Regions from separate parts of the Homo sapiens genome. Here region 2 is linked to region 1. The links are chromatin loops, found by intact Hi-C in ENCODE. Cell type or tissue: chondrocyte. All regions are shown on one strand. Links, peaks and the distances in the headings refer to the core of each region. The heading gives the core; the rest is flanking DNA. Region 1 overlaps SNRPF-DT (SNRPF divergent transcript). Region 2 overlaps AMDHD1 (amidohydrolase domain containing 1).

Region 1 (9,183 bases), core at 296-8,295:
CAAACCCCATCTCTACAAAAAATACAAAAATTAGCTGGGCATTGTGGCTTGTGCCTGTAGTTCCAGCAACTTGGGTGGTTGAGGTGGGAGGATAGTTTGAGCCTGGTGGATAGAGAGGGACAGAGGTTGCAGTGAGTTGAGATTGTGCCATTGCACTCCAGCCTGGGCGATAGATAGAACCAGACCTTGTCTCAAAAAAAAAAAAAAAAAAAAAGATGTATGAAGGACAGCAAGAGGCTAGGCAAGGCATAATGGAGTTCACCCTGAAGTTCAGTTAGTACAGAGTGGAGGCCCCAAGTATGCAACTCGGGCCGGAAAGATGACAAGTTTGGTGGAAATAAAAAATGTGTAGTCAGGAGGCTTGGGTTTCATTCTTTTGTGTCACTAATTTTGTGATCCTGGCTAACTACATAAAATCCTCCTCATCTGTAAAAGGAAATCATGCAGAGCTGTCTAACGGTTGAATGAGATACCACATATGAAAATGCTTCATACAGCCTCTGACATCATAGGCACTCAACGAATACAAGTTCAAGGTAAATATGATTTGTGAGCACAGAGAAAACACCAAACTAGACAGTCAAGAGGTCAACACAAGAGGAAGCAAAAACCACAGGATACATCTAAAGTGACCAACCATCCAGGCCAAGTTTGCCAGGGATGGTCACAGTTTTAGCACATAAAGTCTTGCATTTGGGGAAACCAGGTAGTTTGGTCCTGGGAAAACCAGGATGGTTGGCCATCCTAGCTCAGAACCTAGAATAGGAGCGCAAACAACAAGGATTGGACCCCAAGAAAAAACAAATGGCCAGAACGCAGGAATGGAGTATGGAAACACTAGGAATAATGGTCCTGATGCTGACCAATATTTCTCAGACAACAGATAGCAAAACAGGCTCAGCATGTGAGTAGGGATGAACCCATAGGTGGAAGTCAGTATACACACCTGACTTAACTGAGGGAACCTCAGGAGCCAGGTAGTGCTATGCAAGACAAATCTTACAAAGTTATTATTTTTTTCTTTTTTAAAGATCTGTCACTCAGGCTTGAGTGCAGTGGTGCCATCAAAGCTCACTGCGGCCTAAAACTCCTGGGCTCAAGCAATCCTCCTGCCTCAGCCTCCCAAATAATGCAATGGCAGACACATCACTGTGCTGGGCTAATTTTAGAAAAGTTTTTGTAGAGATGGGAGTCTCACTTTGTTTTCGAGGCTAGTCTCGAACTCCTGGCCTCAAGCAATCCTCCTGCCTTGACCTCCAAAAGTATTGGAATTACAGGTGTGAACACTGTGCCTGGCCCCAAATTAATTTCATAAGTGACTTTGGTGATGAGCTAAAATGAACAATGAGGAAAGGATGGTTTCTTCAATAAATAATGCTAGGACAGTCATTATCCATGATACAAAAGGAATCGAATTTTCTACCTCACACAATACAGAAAAGTTTATAATTTAGAAACCTAAATAAGGAAAAAAAAACTTTAAACATTTTAAGAGAAAATAAAGGAGAAAAGCTTAATAAAGATTTTAAGGCCAGGCACAGTGTCTCAAGCCTGTAATCCCAGCACTTTGGGAGGCCGAAGCAGGCAGATCACTTGAGGTCAGGAGTTCGAGACCAACCTGGCCAACATTGTGAAACACCATCTCTACTAAAAATACAAAAATTAGCTGGGCATCGTGATAGACGCCTGTAATCCCAGCTACTTAGGAGGCTGAGGTAGGAGAATCACTTGAACCCCAAAGGCAGAGGTTACAGTGAGCCAAGATCGTGCCACTGCACTCCAGCCTGGGCAACAGAGCAAGACACCGCCTCAAAAAAAAGGAAAAAGATTTTAAAATAAGCAATAAAAAGGGAAAGATTCATAAAGTTGATTATTTTTTGTTTATTTATTTATTTATTTTTTTGAGACAAAGTCTTGCTCTGTCGCCCAGGCTGGAGTGCAGTGGCACAATCTCGGCTCACTGCAGCCTCTGCCTCCTGGGTTCCAAGTGATCCTCCTGCCTCAGCCTCCTGGGTAGCTGGGATTACAGGCACACACCACCACGCCTGGCTAATTTTTGTATTTTTAGTAGAGACAGATTTCACCAGGTTGGCCAGGCTGGTCTCAAACTCCTGACCTCGGGTGATCCACCTGCCTTGACCTCCCAAATTGCTGGGATTACAGGCATGAGCCACCGCGCCCAGCCAAAGTCGATTGCTTTAAAATGAAAAGATGCCATGAACACAGTGAACAGCCAAGCCATAAACTGAGAAACAATATTTGCAATATATCAAGCCTACAAAGTACTTATATCAGCAAGTACTTAAAGGAAAATGCCAGCAATCCAGTAGGCATAGAATAGGAATAGGCAATTCACGGAAGAAACTTCAGTAGTAAAAACATATTTTTAAAAAGCTCGGCCGGGTGCGGTGGCTCACACCTGTAATCCCAGCACTTTGGGAGGCCGAGGCGGGTGGATCACAAGGTCAGGAGATCGAGACCATCCTGGCTAACACGGTGAAACCCCGTCTCTACTAAAAATACAAAAAATTAGCTCGGCGTGGTGGCAGGCGTCTGTAGTCCCAGCTACTCGGGAGGCTGAGGCAGGAGAATGGCGTGAGCCTGGGAGGCGGAGCTTGCAGTGAGCCGAGATCGCGCCACTGCATTCCAGCCTGGGCGACAGAGCGAGACTGTCTCAAAATAAATGAATAAATAAATAAATAAGTAACTCAGTTTTACTACTTGTCAGAGAAATGCAAATTGAAACCACAATGAGATAAGATTTTACATCAAGCAGATTGTCAGAAATTAAAAAGCCTGGCAATACCAAGTGCTGGCGAGAATGTGAAGCCACAGAAGTTTTCTTACACTTCTACTAGGGTGTAAATTGGTACAACCATCTTGGAGAGCAAATGCTCAATAGCTAGAGATGTTTTGAAAGTATACACTTGTGCAATACCTCCTCGTTGTGCAGTCTAGAGAAACTCGCAAATGTGTGCACAATGGGTCACGTATAAGAGTGTTCACTGTAGCATGGTTTGTAAGAGCAAGAGACTGAAAACACTCTGAATGTCCATCAGCTGTAAATTAAATAAATTGTTGTACAATTCATTCAATGGAATGCTAACATACAGCAGTTACAGTAAATGACTGAAGTTAGATGACCAATATCACGAAATCTCCAAAGCATAATATTAAACTAGAAAAAGTAAGTTGCAGAAATATTTGTACCATATGGTATCCCTTATATCAGCTATAAAATATGTGCAATATTATAAATTTTATGTGTACACAAATATGTAATAAAAATACAAAAAGTCACAGAGATAATAAACCAAATATTGATTACTTCTAAAGAGAACAAGATGGACATGAAATCAGAAATAGTTAATAAGGCATCAAATGTGTCTATTACATTTTATGTTTAAAATATCTGATGTAAGTAAAGCAAAACGTTAAGATTTGACAGAGTTGGGTGGTAGATACGTAACTGTTATTTCATTCTCTAGACTTTTCTGTAGGCGTTAAGCATTTTATTTTGAAAAAATAAAAACAATGTTATTAGCATTTAAATTCAGATTATTTCAGAATTACTCTAAAATATTTTTAAAAGCAAAACTATGCTTTCCGGAGTTGGCAACTTAACAAAGCCAAGTTTAACAGTCTGTTCAAAGAAAGTTAAAGTATGCCTTGTCCTGACACATATTTCACTGCCACTTAACCAACACTAGATGTCACTTTACTTCATGCATTTCATTTGAGAGTTTCTGGTTGAAATTAGATAAACTTGGGTATGTTTTATCATTTTCTTTCTCCAGTAGATACAGAGAATTATGAAAAATGAAAATGTTCTCTGCTATATATCCATCCAGAAAGACAAAGGACACGTGTATTTGGGTTTATCCTTTTATCCTTGGCACATACTGCTTATAATAGGGTTGCAAAAGTATTGTTAACCAAATAAACAAAGGATACAAGAAACTTTCGCAGAAGAAATGTTTAATATCCCCAATATGTATATAATTACATTTGGAACAGTTTTTCCTTCAAACGGCAGCGAGCTGTTGAAAGCACACCTTCCAGGGATTTGCAAGGGAAAGGTTACGACTCTAATTTCAAAGCCCGGCTTGTGGTCAGTGGAGAGAAGACACCATTTCAGATCTTTCAACCCAAAATTGTATCTCAGTTCATTGGAGCATTGGATCTCCAATAAGGACTGACAAATAAGAACTCCTTAAATCAATAATTGAACCTTTTTAGAAGGAGAGTGACCTTTGATAATCATGAAAATCGTGAACTCTCTGGAAATTTTCATCTAAACATATAAAAATCAGCCAGGTGCAGTGCCTCACACCTGTAATCCCAGCACTTTGGGGGCCACGGTTGGCGGATCACTTGAGGACAGGAGCTTGAGACCAGACAGGCCAACACAGTGAAACTTTGTTGCTACCAAAAAAATACAAAAATTAGCTGGGCTTGATGGCACGTTCTTGTAGTCCCATCTACTCGGGAGGCTAAGGCAGGAGAATCGCTTGAACCTGAGAGGTAGAGGTTGCAGTGAGCTGAGATCACACCACTGTACCCCAGCCTGGGTGACAGAGTGAGACCCTGCCTCAAAAAATTTTTTTATGAAAACATACAATTGTTACATGCAGGTTTTGCAGATTTGCAGACCTCCTAAAAGCTCATGCATGGACTCCAGATCAGGACCCCTTGACCAGAATGGATAAAAGCACTTGCCCAGGTTCCTTTCCCAAGCTTTCTTAAACTCTGCCAATAACTAGAATTTCAGCTGAGGCTGGCACGTATCATGTGAACTAAACAACGTGACTACGCAAATGAATGGAATGGAAACCAACCCTGTAAATTCAGGTAATTAACCAAACGTGGGCAGTGTCTACTTTGGAAATATTTGACTTATGGATAACAGTCAAAGTGTTTATATGTACATTTTTTCTAAGAATAATTAAGAAAAGAAAAAAGTAATAGATTTGTTTGCTGAAATATTTATTTGGAAGCTTGTTTTTCCGTGGGGAGCAAACCAAATCCTAGGAGTTGCTCCACATAATGTTTTCTAGTGCCTGAATAATTGTCCAACTGTTTTCATTTTACACCTTCTAACCGGAAAGAACTAGTTTATAATTTTGTTACTGACTTTCTTGCATCATAAATATTACAGAATAGCCCAAACTAGGTGAAATTAGTTCATTGTATGAATACAAATTAATGAAATTTCACTACATTATGTAAAGATACTCTAAATCAAATAAGCTTGAACTGCAGAGTCTTTCCCTCCAAATCAAATAAGCTTGAAACTCCTTTATATTCTTTGTTCTAGAGTCTTTCCTTATTAAAAAGACTTCTTAGGCTGGGCACGATGGCTCAAACCTGTAATCCCAGCACTTTTGGAGGCCAGAAGTTTGAGACCAGCCTGGGCAACATAGTGAGACCCTGCCTCTACAAAAAAGTTTTAGAAAATTAGCCAGGTGTGGTGGCACTGCCTATGGTCCCATCTACTTGGGAGGCTGAGGTGGGAGGATTGCTTGAGCCTGGGAGGTTGAGGCTGCGGTGAGCCATGATTGCACCACTGTACTCCAGCCTGGGCAACAGAGTCAGACTGTCTCAAAAGAAAAAAAGACCTCTTTCCAGGGACACTCTGTTCTGTTAGCCACATATCAAGTTTTCAAAAACAGGTGTTGAATGACAAAGAGGGTTCTTCTTCTTCTTCTTCTTCTTCTTCTTCTTCTTCTTCTTCTTCTTCTTTTTTTTTTTTTTAGTGAAACGGAGTTTCATTCTGTTGCCCAGAATAGAGGGTAGTGGTGTGATCGTGGCTCACTGCAGCCTTGACCTCCTGGGCTCAAGTGATCCTGTTACTTCAGGCTCTGAAGTAGGAAGGACTATAAGAAGGTGTCACCATGCTCAGCTAATTTTTTTTTTTTTTTTTTTGAGACAGAGTCTCACTCTGTTGCCCAAGCTGGAGTACAGTGGCATGATCTTGGCTCACTGCAACTTACGCCTCCTGGGTTCAAGCAATTCTCCTCCCTCAGCCTCCCGAATAGCTGGGACTACAGATGCCGCCACCACACCCAGCTAATTTTTGTATTTTTAGTAGAGATGGGGTTTCACCATGTTGGCCAGGCTGGTCTCGAACTCCTGACCTCAGGTGATCCACCCGCCTTGGCCTCCAAAAGTGCTGGGATTACAGGCATGAGCCACCACGCCCAACTGCTCAGCCAATTTTTAAAATTTTTTGTATTGATGGTGTCTTGCTACGTTGCCAAGGCTGTTCTCAAACTCCTGGGTTTAAGCAATCCTCCTGCCTCAGTCCCCCAAAGTGTTGGGATTACAGGTGTGGGCCACCACACCTGGTCAGCATTCTTCTTTATCATGATCACCCTGTTACTGAAAGTACGTTATAGGCTATAGTTACAATAGATAAATTGGGCCAATTTTTAAGAAGTATCATTTTACTCACTGGAGATTATGTTAACGCCATGAGAATGGTAAAACCAGGGTTTGTTTTTCTTCTGTTATGCAACTTTGCTATATGTACTAGGCATATAAAGTAAAACAGTAGTATATTAGAGTCCTGATTTGGTGCAGTGATCATTTATAGGCTTAGCTGGTCATAGCACCCATTGTGAAATTACATGCGGAAAATGGATCCTGTTTTAAGAGAACAGAATCTAACTTGGATTCTAATTCTTCAACCACCAAAAACTTCCACACCTCTTTCTAGGAGATACAGAAAAATATATGCCCTTTATTGGAGTCATAAAGAGCTCTACATTCAGAGTTCTGTTTCCTTAAGGCAAAGAACCTGAATGCTAACCCTTCTTTGTTTGTAATTGACAAAAACCGTAGGATGTTTTCTTAAAGAAAATTATCATTATATATATATTTTTCTCCAGAGTTAAAATGTTGATACTGATAATTTTCTTTAAGAAAATATCTTAGGGATATTGTCAATTACAAACAAAGGAGGGTCAGTACTCAGGCATTTTAACTCTGGAGAAAAGTTTATATTTTCACAACTAAATACTTCACCATTTATCCAATAAAATCTGTAAATTTTCAGTTATTGATTTAACTATTTCTCTCTGACTTTAGAACTTGATATCATTTGACTGTTATCACAAGTACTTGATTTAATGGCCATGTTTTTCTCTAGACGATATCATCCTACATGAGTCATGGTAGGCTTAGTCAACAGACTTGTATTTCTTTTTGTTTGTTTGTTTGTTTGTTTGTTTTTGAGACAGAGTCTCACTCTGTCACCAGGCTGGAGTGCAGTGGCGCGATCTCACCTCACTGCCACCCCTGCCTCCCAGGTTCAAGCAATTCTCCTGCCGCAGCCTCCCAAGTAGCTGGGACTACAGGCATGCACCACCACGCCCAGCTAATTTTTGTATTTTTAGTAGAGATGGTGTTTCACTATTGGCCAGGATGGTCTCGATCTCTTGAACTCATGATTTGCCCACCTCGGCCTCCCAAAGTGTTGGGATTACAGACATGAGCCACTGCTCCTGACCTTGTATTTCTATTTCTATAGCCATGATTCTATAATCTTATTTGATCATTCCATCAATTTATGGTTCTGTAGTAAAATATTTTGTTTGTATATGTTCATATCATGTACCAAATGTAAGTGTTCATTTTACCATAATTTCTTGACACTTTAAAAATTGTTAGCATTTTCTAAAGTTTAGAATTATTCAGCTTGGGGGGAAGTTCAGTGAGGACTGCTGGTGGTGGATAGCATGAGACCTGGGTAATACTGAAAACAGCTCTGTGTCTAAGCTGCTCCTTGGATCAATAGACTTTCTTTCTGGGCCAAATTATAGCTCCTTTTCATTGACAGGTGAACATCTCAATATCTTGTAGCCTTTTCTCCTTCTTAGAAAACATGATAGAAATAAATGGGTGAATCCAAAGCAGTATAATTTTAGCAAACAGAAAAGATATTACACTCCTTCTGGAGTGTAATGGCATGATCATAGTTTACTGTAGCCTCGGGGCTTGAGTGAGCCTCCCACTTCAGCCTCCTGAGTAGCTGGAACTATAGGTTTGTGCCACCATGCCTGGCTAATTTTTGTTATCTTTAGTAGAGACGAGGTCTCAGTATGTCACCCAGGCTGGTCTCCAACTCCTGAGCTTAAGCAATCCTCCCTCTTCTGTCTCCCAAAGTGCTAGGATTACAGGTGTGAGCCATCACGCCCAGCCCCTTATTAATTTTAAACTTTCATGTATTCCTTTGGAGAATGTCTTTCTTGCCCCTTTTTAGCATATCCAAACCTTATCATAGTCGCCATCCAGCTTTTTTTTTCTTTTTCTGGGTCTCCCAGTCTCTAGCATGTTTTATTGCCTTATAGTAGTTTCTCATTGCTTTATGTGCAAATTATTACATGCCAAATCAGATTGTATGCCTCTTGAGAACAATCTTGTGCTTTATTTACCAAGCTTGGTAAACGCTGAATATATAATCTACTTTCCTTGCATTTAATTATCACTAAAGAGTTGATTCCCAATTTACTTTATCCCCTACCATTTATGCATTTTGTTGGGAAATGTTTACTTATGTGCTGGGAAACATAAATAAAGCCCAAGATTGTTCTCAAGAGGCTTACAATCTGATACAAATTCATAAACTTTCTTAAAACATTATGAGATTTTTTTTTTGCTTTTTTCTTTTTCTTTTTCTTTTTTTTTTTTTAGCTCATCAGCTTTCTTTAGTGTTAGTGTATTTTATGTGTGGCGCAAGACACTTCTTCTTCTTCCAGTGTGGCTCAGGAAAGCCAAAAGACTGGACACCCCTGCATTAGACTATTAATAAGCAGTTCTTATTTCTGAAGAAGCTTTGGGTCATATTCTTCTCTCCTTTTTTTGGCCTGATCTACTGTAGGTGAACATTTGTAGATTAGCTGGTTCCCCTTCATTCCTTCTCTTCTGAAATGTGTGGTAAAGTAAAAATGCCTAAGGCAATAATTTGTGGATAAAAACGGCTGCACATGAAAAATAATTGATGTGGTTTAAAAATTACTCTGAGGTGGAAAATAAAATGCCTTTTCAACCTACACTCTAAAAAGAGTACTAAAGCTAATTCTTTATAAATCATGGAATGGAAGCAAAGAAAGACACATTTTTGGGTAGTCAATCAATTTTAAATAAGGAGAGTTTTTAAATTTTGTATAAAAAATTAAAAAA
Region 2 (9,183 bases), core at 444-8,443, 150 kb before region 1:
TTTCTTTCGATCCCTCAATGTTCACTAAATATAGTTTAAAAACTGAGATGTGAAATACAGACACAAAATGGAAATTTTAAGCCAAGCCTACTTTTCCCCACAAAGGCATTTTTGTGATACCCCACCATATTAATCTACAGAATATTTGTAACCAATATTTGTGAACTAATTGGATGTTTTGTGATTTTAATCACAATAGGTTTACCTGTTTATATGTCAAATGCATGTGTTAAATGAAAATAAATCTATCCCTTGGGTTTTTTGAGTGACTTAAAAAGACATTGAAGTACATTTAGGTTTAAGTGATATAATTCTTGTAAATATTAAGGTGTTTTAACTTTTAATATAACTATATTGACTTATTTCATATAGTCAAAAAGTCTTCTCTTTTCAAATCTATCATGTTTTATAGATGAGTTTTCCTTTAGCTATAACATATTCAATTAATTCATGATGGCCTCCGAACTGGTAAATCAAATGCTCCCATCTAGAAAAAAAAAAAAAAACAACAAATATTACTTCAATGTGTGCAAGTAAAAATTATTACTTTATCAATAAATGCTAATTTTAAAATGCATTCCCTACACATTTATTTACACCCAGTCAATGGTATTTGGGCTTTCTAAAAAACCGTATATAACTAACTGGTCTATGGTAAATCAAACATTGTTTAATAATATCATTTAAGTACTTGATCTTAAAATATTTGCTTCATTAAATGATACATAAATGTCACCATCAGCATTATATCCAATACAGGGAGTGGTTTCTGATCATGGAGAGAATTTTAAAGCAGGTGTCTCTGGAGGACTTGAGGTCCAAGGGCTGCAATGGGCTCGTAAGAGTCAAGTAGCCATAGGATTTACAACTTGTAGGTCTAGAACAGTAAAACCCTGATATGGTTTGCTGCTATGTGCCCACCCAAATCTCATTTTGAATTGTAGCTTCCATAATTCCCACATTGTGGGAGGGACCCAGTGGGAGGTAATTGAATCATGGGAGTGGGTCTTTCCCATGCTGTTCTCATGATAGTGAATAAATCTCACAAGATTTGATGTTTTTATGAATGGGAGTTCCCCTGCACACGCTCTCTTGACTGCTGCCATTTAAGACATGACATTGCTCCTCCTTTGCTTTCCGCCATGATTGTGAGGCCTCCCCAGCCATGTAGAACTGTGAGTCGATTAAACCTCTTTCCTTTATAAATTACCCAGTCTCGGTATGTCTTTATTAGCAGTGTGATAACAGACTAATATTACACTGGAGGCCCAGGTGGCAACAGACTATGGGTGGGTGAGTGATAAGTCACCAGGAACAAGAAAACTAAGTTTAAGCTTTTGGGAGCCAGTCGGCATGAGAAATCAGAGAGGGAATGAATCAGAACCAAAGTGAGAAGCCAGAGTTGGGAGCAAGTTGAAAATCAGAAGCCGAGCAGAAAAACACAAACACATGCCAGAGGGCACAACCCGGCCAAAGTCCAGGTAAACAGAGCAGAAATCTGGAAATCTACGAAAAATACCAGACAGATGAAGAGATCTTGAAAACTTGGTCTACCCTGTTGTTTAGGGTCTGTCAGTAGATTTGCTCTTTGGAAAGGGATCAAGATAGAGGGGACTGGATAGTGTCTGAGTCCAGACAGAGTCTGACACTAATAATTAGTGGAAAAGGGATTTAGGCCTCATCTGCATACTTCAGTGGGCATAATATAAAAGAGCTAAGTTGAAGCACACTCACCGGGATGAATTGATGATAATGAGATCTCCCTGTTTGCCAACTTCCAACGATCCGTGTGTGTGAGACTTTCCCAGTGCATAAGCTGCATTGATGGTGGCAGCGGCCAAGGCCTCAGGCATGGACATTCTCATGTTTACACAGGCCAGATGCATGACCATTGGCTAAGGCAGGAAGAGAAAAGTGTTGGAGGAAAGTGACATATGGCAACTGCAATTTAAAACATTTCTCAACACAGCACAACAAATAGAGGCAGTTAAAGGTATAGGAGGAATTGGCTCAGTTGCAATGGGAAAAATCTAAGTTTATACATAAAGATTCTTAGACTTTGGAAAAGATTACTTTATTATAGGGATTGCGTATTTAATATTTATTGACAACTTTTCAAGACCACTTACTGCACACAATGAAGTTCACTTCCATACTTACTAAGACCTCTTGGAGTTTATGCTATTCTCTGGAGAAAGGAAATGGGTTACTGTAAAACTACAATACTCAAAGCTGAATCAGAAAATAATGCATGTAGAAGCTTCTCTCCTCTCTCTATGCCTGCAGGCATTTATGTGGGACAGAAAAATCCAATTACACTGCTGTCTACCCCTTTTTTTCTTGTTTCACAGAAAAATATTTTTAGATTTTTTATACTGTTTTAAAAGCTAGTGAAATATTTTTAAATTATTTATATGCTTGGTAGATACTCTGCTCAGAAAGGTACATGAAAAAAATAATTACCATTGAAAAGCAATATGCATTGGGGTTGAAATCACTTCCCAGAGCAACTATTACTCCTTCATCTAACATCTTCCTGGCTCGAGGTTGTTTCAGTCTAAGGGGAGGAAAAAAATATGTCAGTCTCTAGAATGGGAGCTTTTGTAGAATAGCTGTTCAGAACAGAAGAGAACTTGAGACAGTCAACGCCTTCATATTCTGGAAGAAGAAGCAGAAACTCAAGATTAAATGATTAGTGGTAGAGTTACATATATAATCCAAGGACTCCTGATTTTTATCATTCTGCTTTTGCAGTTACTTAGATATGACTAACATTTAATTAATGATTGTTTATCTCATCCATCTTTTTACATATTAAGGCATTCTTGCAAAGGGAGGAAAATATAACTTACAAATGGTTTTGGAATTTAATAAGCTTTTTGGTGACTCCCAAATTAAATAATAAATGAGGTTACACTATGCTTTTTTTTTTTTTTTTTTTTTTGAGATGGAATCTCTGTCTCTTGCCCAGGCTGGAGTGCAGTGGCACGATCTCGGCTCACTCCAACTTCTACCTTCTGGGTTCAAGCGATTCTCCTGCCTCAGCCTCCCGAGTAGTTGGGACTACAGGCACCCACCACCACGCCCAGGTAATTTTTATATTTTTAGTAGAGATGGGGTTTCACCATGGTGGCCAGGCTGGTCTCAAACTCCTGACCTCAGGTGATCCACCCACCTTGGCCTCCCAAAGTGCTGGGATTACAGGCATGAGCCACTGTGCCCAGCCACAATATGCTATTTTTATTAGTTTCCATTTTGCAATTTCCTATTCACATCTCTCCCTTTGCCCTCTTTTTTTTTTTTTTTTTTTTTTTGCCTCAAACATCTCTGTAGGTCCTTTAAAATCTTGAAGGCCCAAGAATTTAGTGTGTAAAATGTTTATACTTCTTCCTGGATTAGGCATCCCCTTGACCTCCCTGGTGAAATATTCTTTATTCTTTAAGACATATCTCAAAAGTGTTACATCAAAAATAAACAAAGCCTAAAAGCTCGTTAAAGCAATGAGGACAGATTTAATTTGGGAATAACAGCTGCAATAGAGAAAGAGTCCAGCAGAGATAATTCTCATCCTAGAGTCACTCCCAGTCTATGATCGATCATTTGTAGGACCACTTAAAATGTTTTTCAACAACGTATGAGAGGAGGTGAGTGAAGCAGAGACAGAGAGTGAGGAAAGGGTACAGCTTCAAATGTCCCTGCAAGTCATTTGAATGGCCCTCCCCCCCTTCCATAAATACTTAGGGGTAAAAGAGGAAAAAGTGAGGCTGTAAAAGTATTAGGGCACTCCATAAAAACCAAGGTGAATATTTCCTGAATACATTTAAATATTACATGCAAATTTACATAAAATACATGATTAAAGCAAGCCCTTAAGTAGCATAAGGCAATGGTTATTCTGGAAATGAGAGTCAAGAGAGGGTTCAGGGGAGAGCAGGGGGCCCTGCTGGTCTCTCCTGATGCAGAGATCAGAAAAATATAGAAACGAGAAGCCAGAAAGCAGAGTGTGGCCTTCACTTCGACTGCCCCTGTGGTCCTAATAGGAGGCTAAACCTGTCTGTGGCAATGGCAGATGACAGCCTCCGCTGGTATAGGAACAAAGTTCAGACTTTTAATGCTGAATTGCCCTCCAGTACCACAAAGTCTTAGGCTTTTGCTCCATGTCAAGAGATTCAAGACTAGTTAAAGAAAGGCCTTTTTTTTTTTTTTTTTTAAGATGGAATCTCACTCACTCTGTTGCCCAGGCTGAAGTGCAGAGGTATGATCTTGGCTCCCTGCAACCTCTCCCTCCTGGGTTCAAGGGATTCTCCTGCCTCAGCCTCCCGAGTAGTTGGGACTACAGGCGCGCGCCACCATGCCCAGCTAAATTTGTATTTTAATAGAGACGGAGTTCAACCATGTTGGCCAGTCTGGTCTTGAACTCTTGGCCTCAAGTGATCTGCCCACCTCGGCTTCCCAAAAGTACTGGGATTACAGGCGTGAGCCACTGTGCCCAGCCGAAGAAAGCCTTTTCTTTCCAAAAAAATAAAAAACAAAAAACTTATTTCTTGGGTGGTGGAGACAAATATTGATTGATGACTTAGACTGATGACACTTGAAATGTATAAGACGTTGGTCATACCAAGAACCGTTATTGATATTTCCTGATTATAGTCTACATTGTGTTTACTCTTTAAGAGAATAGTAATAATAATAAAAATGTATAATATCATACATGTGCATATAAAATCATAGTAGATTTGAGAAAAGCACTGAAGTATTCCTTTCTTCGCCCTTCTAAAAGTTACTTGGAGCCTGGTCTTACCTAACCTCAGTACAATTCATGTCTTGGGCTGGATAATTCTTTGTTTTGGGAGCTGTTCTGTGCAATGAGGACTGTTTAGCAGCAACCCTGGCCTCTACCCACTAGATGCCAGTAGCATCCCCTAGTTGTGACAACTAGAAATGTCTCGAGACATTGCCAAATGTCCCCTGAGGGACAAAATTACCCTGGGGTTGAGAACCACTGTCTTAACTGCAGAATCACTCCCCATGAAAAAGACCACATGTCCTAGCTACACAGAAAGCACCTAGTCCTAAGAGAAGATAAACTTCCTCTTGACTGCTGGCCTCCCAGACCACAATCTTGGATATCATATAAGTAAGTGGTACAATGGGAAGTGTCAGAAGACCTCAGATCTCATATTGGTTAGAATCAGAGCAACAGTAATAACAGACGAACTAAGTATATTCAATTCATAGACAGCATACAGCAAAATATCTGGGGAGATTTTATAAAATATATGTCTCCTCTTTCCTCCCACCCCCAGGATTTATAAAGATTTATGGCAATTATGGTACCCACTAACATCCCTTTAGAAAACAGCTCATGCAGATTCTGAATACTGCTAAATATCTTTAACATCTTATGCATATATTTAAAAGTATAGCACCTATTTCATTATTTACTAATTATAAAAGTAATGCATAGTAATTCTTTTTAATTGAAAAATTCCAAAATCCATGAAAAAAAAGAAAAAGAAAAAGAAAGCACCATCTTCCTCAATAATCCTGCCACTCAAAGGCAATCTGGGTCTAAGTTCCTTCCTCAGAGAAATTCGTTTACGAACATCAGTCCAGGGTTGGCATCTTCATTAGCTGAGTTTTCTTCATCTGCATTTTTAAGGGATTTGTAAGGGCAATGAAATAATGTCTGGGCACTTTGGACGTCTGTGTCTTCACAGCTTGTACTTGCAGCTCTTGGTCTGGGGTGAGAAACGACCTTACCTCAGCATGTAGGCTGTGGTGGGCAGAAGGATGGCAGAGCACCTGGCCGTTGCCATGGCAACGATGCCTTCATCACTCACTTCTTCCAGGTGGCTGATTGCCTGCGCTCCCAGTTCAGCCCCAAGCTAAGGAGAATGGGCAGAGAGGGAAAGATTTAACAAATAGCAACAACGAATCCATGAAGTTCCATTAAATTGCTTTGTTTGTTTTATTTTTGAGACGGAGTCTTGCTCTGTAGCCAGGCTGGGTGCAGTAGTGCAATCTCAGCTCACTGCAACCTCCGCCTCCTGGGTTCAAGCAATTCTCCCACCTCAGCCTCCCGAGCAGCTAGGGCCACAGGCGTGTGCCACCATGCCCAGCTAACTTTTGTATTTTTAGTAGAGATGGGGTTTCACCATGTTGGCCAGGATAGTCTGGATCTCTTGACCTCGTGATCCGCCTGCCTCGGACTCCAAAAGTGCTAGGATTACAGGCGTGAGCCACCGAGCATGGCCTAAATTGTTTTTCCCATAAAGAGAAACAGCGTTTTATTATTAAGATTTCTTGCCAACCAACCGTTGTAAGCCCAATCCCCCAAATGGGTAAAGGGTTTGTAATGGGCACTCATTTGAAAATTAGCTAGTGGGCTACTTCAAAAACTATTCTTAAACACAAATCCTTCAGACATTTTCTGAAACAGAAAACTTTATGAATCTTATGGATCAGAGGTGAGATAAGGGGATCTAGAGCTATTTGGGAGAATTGGGAGGAATTGGTGTTTGCATGAAATGCGGTAGGTGAGGGAGAGGCAGCAGTCAAAATGATATCCAAGATTTTGACTTAAGCGACAGACAGGTGATGGCGTCATTTACTGAAGCAGAAAATGGGACAAGACTTGGAAGAAATACGAAGAGATCAAGCTGGATATAAGCCAGTTAAGAGGCATGCAGGTGGGGTATCTATGTCTGTATTTATGCCCCAAGGGCTTGTTTATTTAGGTCTCAGGCTTTAGAGGAGAGAAGCCTAGACTCATGATTGTAGGGACTTTGTCTTACTGCTGATTTCTCAATGCCTAAAACAGTGCCTGGCACACAGTATTCATTCAAATATTTGTTGAAAGGATGAATAAGTGAATTAATTTGAGCAAAGATATATGGATTTGAAAATCATCTTGTGGCTATTTTTGGTGTGCTCCACTAAAATGATTTGGATGCTGCCACAGAAAGATCTGAAAAGGTACAAGTGAAATTAATATACTGTGCTAGTGTGGCTTTGTGTGCCAAGCAAAATACTTTAGAAATTTAGTAAAAGAGATCACTGAGGTAATTCTTTTTCTTTTCTTTCCTTTTTTTTTTTGAGATGGAGTCTTGCTCTGTCCCCCAGGCTGGAGTGCAGTGGCATGATCTCGGCTCACTGCAACCTGTGCCTCCCAGTTCAAGCAATTCTCCTGCCTCAGCCTCCCGAGTAGCTGGGATTACAGGCGCGTGCCACCACGCTAATTTTTTATATTTTTAGTAGATATGGGGTTTCACCGTGTTAGCCAGGCTGGTCTCAAACTCCTGACCTCGTGATCAACCCACCTCGGCCTCCCAAAGTGCTGGGATTACAGGTGTGAGCTACCGCGCCCAGCCAATTCTTTTGCTATTAATACTAATATCACCAGTGGATGATAATGAAAGTAAATCATCAGCAAAAAAGTAAGTTTTTAATAGAGGTCAGGGTTTTCAAGTCTCAACCAGACCAATCTGTACATTGTTCAAACAAATTTCCCCATTCAATATCTTTTCAGAGGGCTTTGAAGAAACTAATTAAGTTTCCCATAGCATGAATGTGCAAGAATGAATGTTGACGAGGGAAAAACTAAAAGTCAACCACACCTCAGCAGCCTTCATCGGGTGGAGTTCATCCCCATGGAAGTTAATCTGTAACCCTATATCTTTTCCACGTTGAAGAATCCTTCTGGTGGAATCGAGATCAAAGACACCTTTCTCACAAAATACGTCTATATTGTCCACGTGTATTTCCCCATTTCTGCCAAGTTCCTTCAGCTTTGGGAGGTGGTTATTGATGATGTCATCAGCAGCTTCAGTAGCAGTTTTTCCTCTGGGGAAGAAAATGAGATTGCCATGGGCAAATATTAAAAACAAAACACAAAAAGACAGGGTAATCTGGCACTTGAAGAACCTGAGGAGCAGTAGAGGTAAATGACTTCAAGCCTCAGAAAGGTAGAGAAAGACTCAAAGCTACAACTATGGGCTCTTAACTATTGGGCCATGTCTACATAGTGGAGGTATTGACAAGACTTCTGTATGCACTGACCCTATGCACAGAGACTCAAATGGTTTATCCATTCTGGCATACCTGTGTTACCTTTGGGGATGCCAGCAAGGCTACCTGGCTGAAAAGCTTAATTTGGCCAGGCACAGTGACTCATGCCTGTAATCCCAGCACTTTGGGAGGCCGAGATGGGCAGATCACTTGAGGTCAGGAGTTTGAGACCAGCCTGGCCAAAATGGCAAAACCCCGTCTCTACTAAAAGTATCGGGGCATGGTGGCATGCATCTGTAATCCCAGTTACTCAGGAGGCTGAGGCAAGAGAATTGCTTGAGCCAGGGAGGCGGAGGTTGCAGTGAGCCGAGATCGCACCACTGCACTCCAGCCTGGGCGACAGAGCAAGACTCCGCCTCAAAAAAAAAAAAAAAAAAAAAAAGCATAATCTTCCTGTCAAGGACACTCAGAGGGCATCCTGGATACTCCCCCTGATGACCCACCTGTGGTCCCCTTACCTGAGTCCAGCTATCACCCTGCCTTTTTCTTCCTCCACAATGTTTCCTGAAGCACCTGCCTTAGCTTTCTGTCTCACTATCTGGGGGTATGGGGGAGGAGGATAGTAGGAGGCTGTGAAATTCTCTCTAAAATTCTGGTGGAGTTGGGCATGGTACCTCATGCCTATAATCCCAGCAACTGGGGAGGCTGAGGCAAAAGGATTGCTTGAGCCCAGGAGTTTGAGGCTGCAGTGAGCTATGATTGCACCACTGCACTCCAGCATGGGCAGCAGAGCAAGACCCTGTCTCTAAAAAAAAATTAACAATAAGAAGAGTAGATAAAATAAAGTTCTGCAGTAGTTATATGTTAGAAAAGCCTGGGCTTTTAGAGTCTGGTAGACACAGAGCTCTACCACATGGTGGCCACGTAACTTAGGAGATGCTCTTTAGCTGTTATTTGAGCTCAGGCTTTACCAATGGGAATCCAGATGCAGACCTCAGAGGCTCATTGGCAGATGGAGAAAATTTCTGTGAAACTTCAGCCCTATATTTGGCACACAGAAGGCTCTCACTCAGCAAAACCATTTGGGTAGGTGGGTAGAGGTGGACTATGAGAGACAGGCACTTACGCAAGTTATTTCTTTTTCTTTTTTTCTTTTCTTTTTTTTTTCTTCTT

Evidence for each region. Peaks named below come from ENCODE experiments on the same cell type or tissue, not always from the same donor. Only the 100,000 strongest peaks of a DNase experiment are listed, where the experiment ranks them.
Region 2: a loop joins it to region 1, with 3 times the contacts of the local background. A loop is called at or near these places in 5 of 110 quality-filtered maps.

The regions. Positions count from the first base shown.
Region 1 is chr12:95,810,341-95,819,523 of GRCh38, reverse strand. All of the region lies in intron 2 of SNRPF-DT (SNRPF divergent transcript), which reads left to right. The region is part of intron 1 of LINC02410 (long intergenic non-protein coding RNA 2410); the gene reads right to left. Among named protein-coding and RNA genes, the nearest start is that of LINC02410, 12 kb to the right of the region's middle. In chondrocyte, for the core only: CTCF peaks have their summits at 3,505 and 3,711; no DNase peak of the experiment used is centred there.
Region 2 is chr12:95,959,060-95,968,242 of GRCh38, reverse strand. It overlaps AMDHD1 (amidohydrolase domain containing 1), which reads right to left. Exons shown (of 9, transcript NM_152435.3): 5 at 7,620-7,845; 6 at 5,764-5,888; 7 at 2,464-2,557; 8 at 1,735-1,895; 9 at 1-487. The coding sequence ends at 400. Among named protein-coding and RNA genes, the nearest start is that of AMDHD1, 20 kb to the right of the region's middle. RefSeq lists an enhancer at 1,607-2,091. In chondrocyte, for the core only: a CTCF peak has its summit at 4,902 (motif pointing right); no DNase peak of the experiment used is centred there.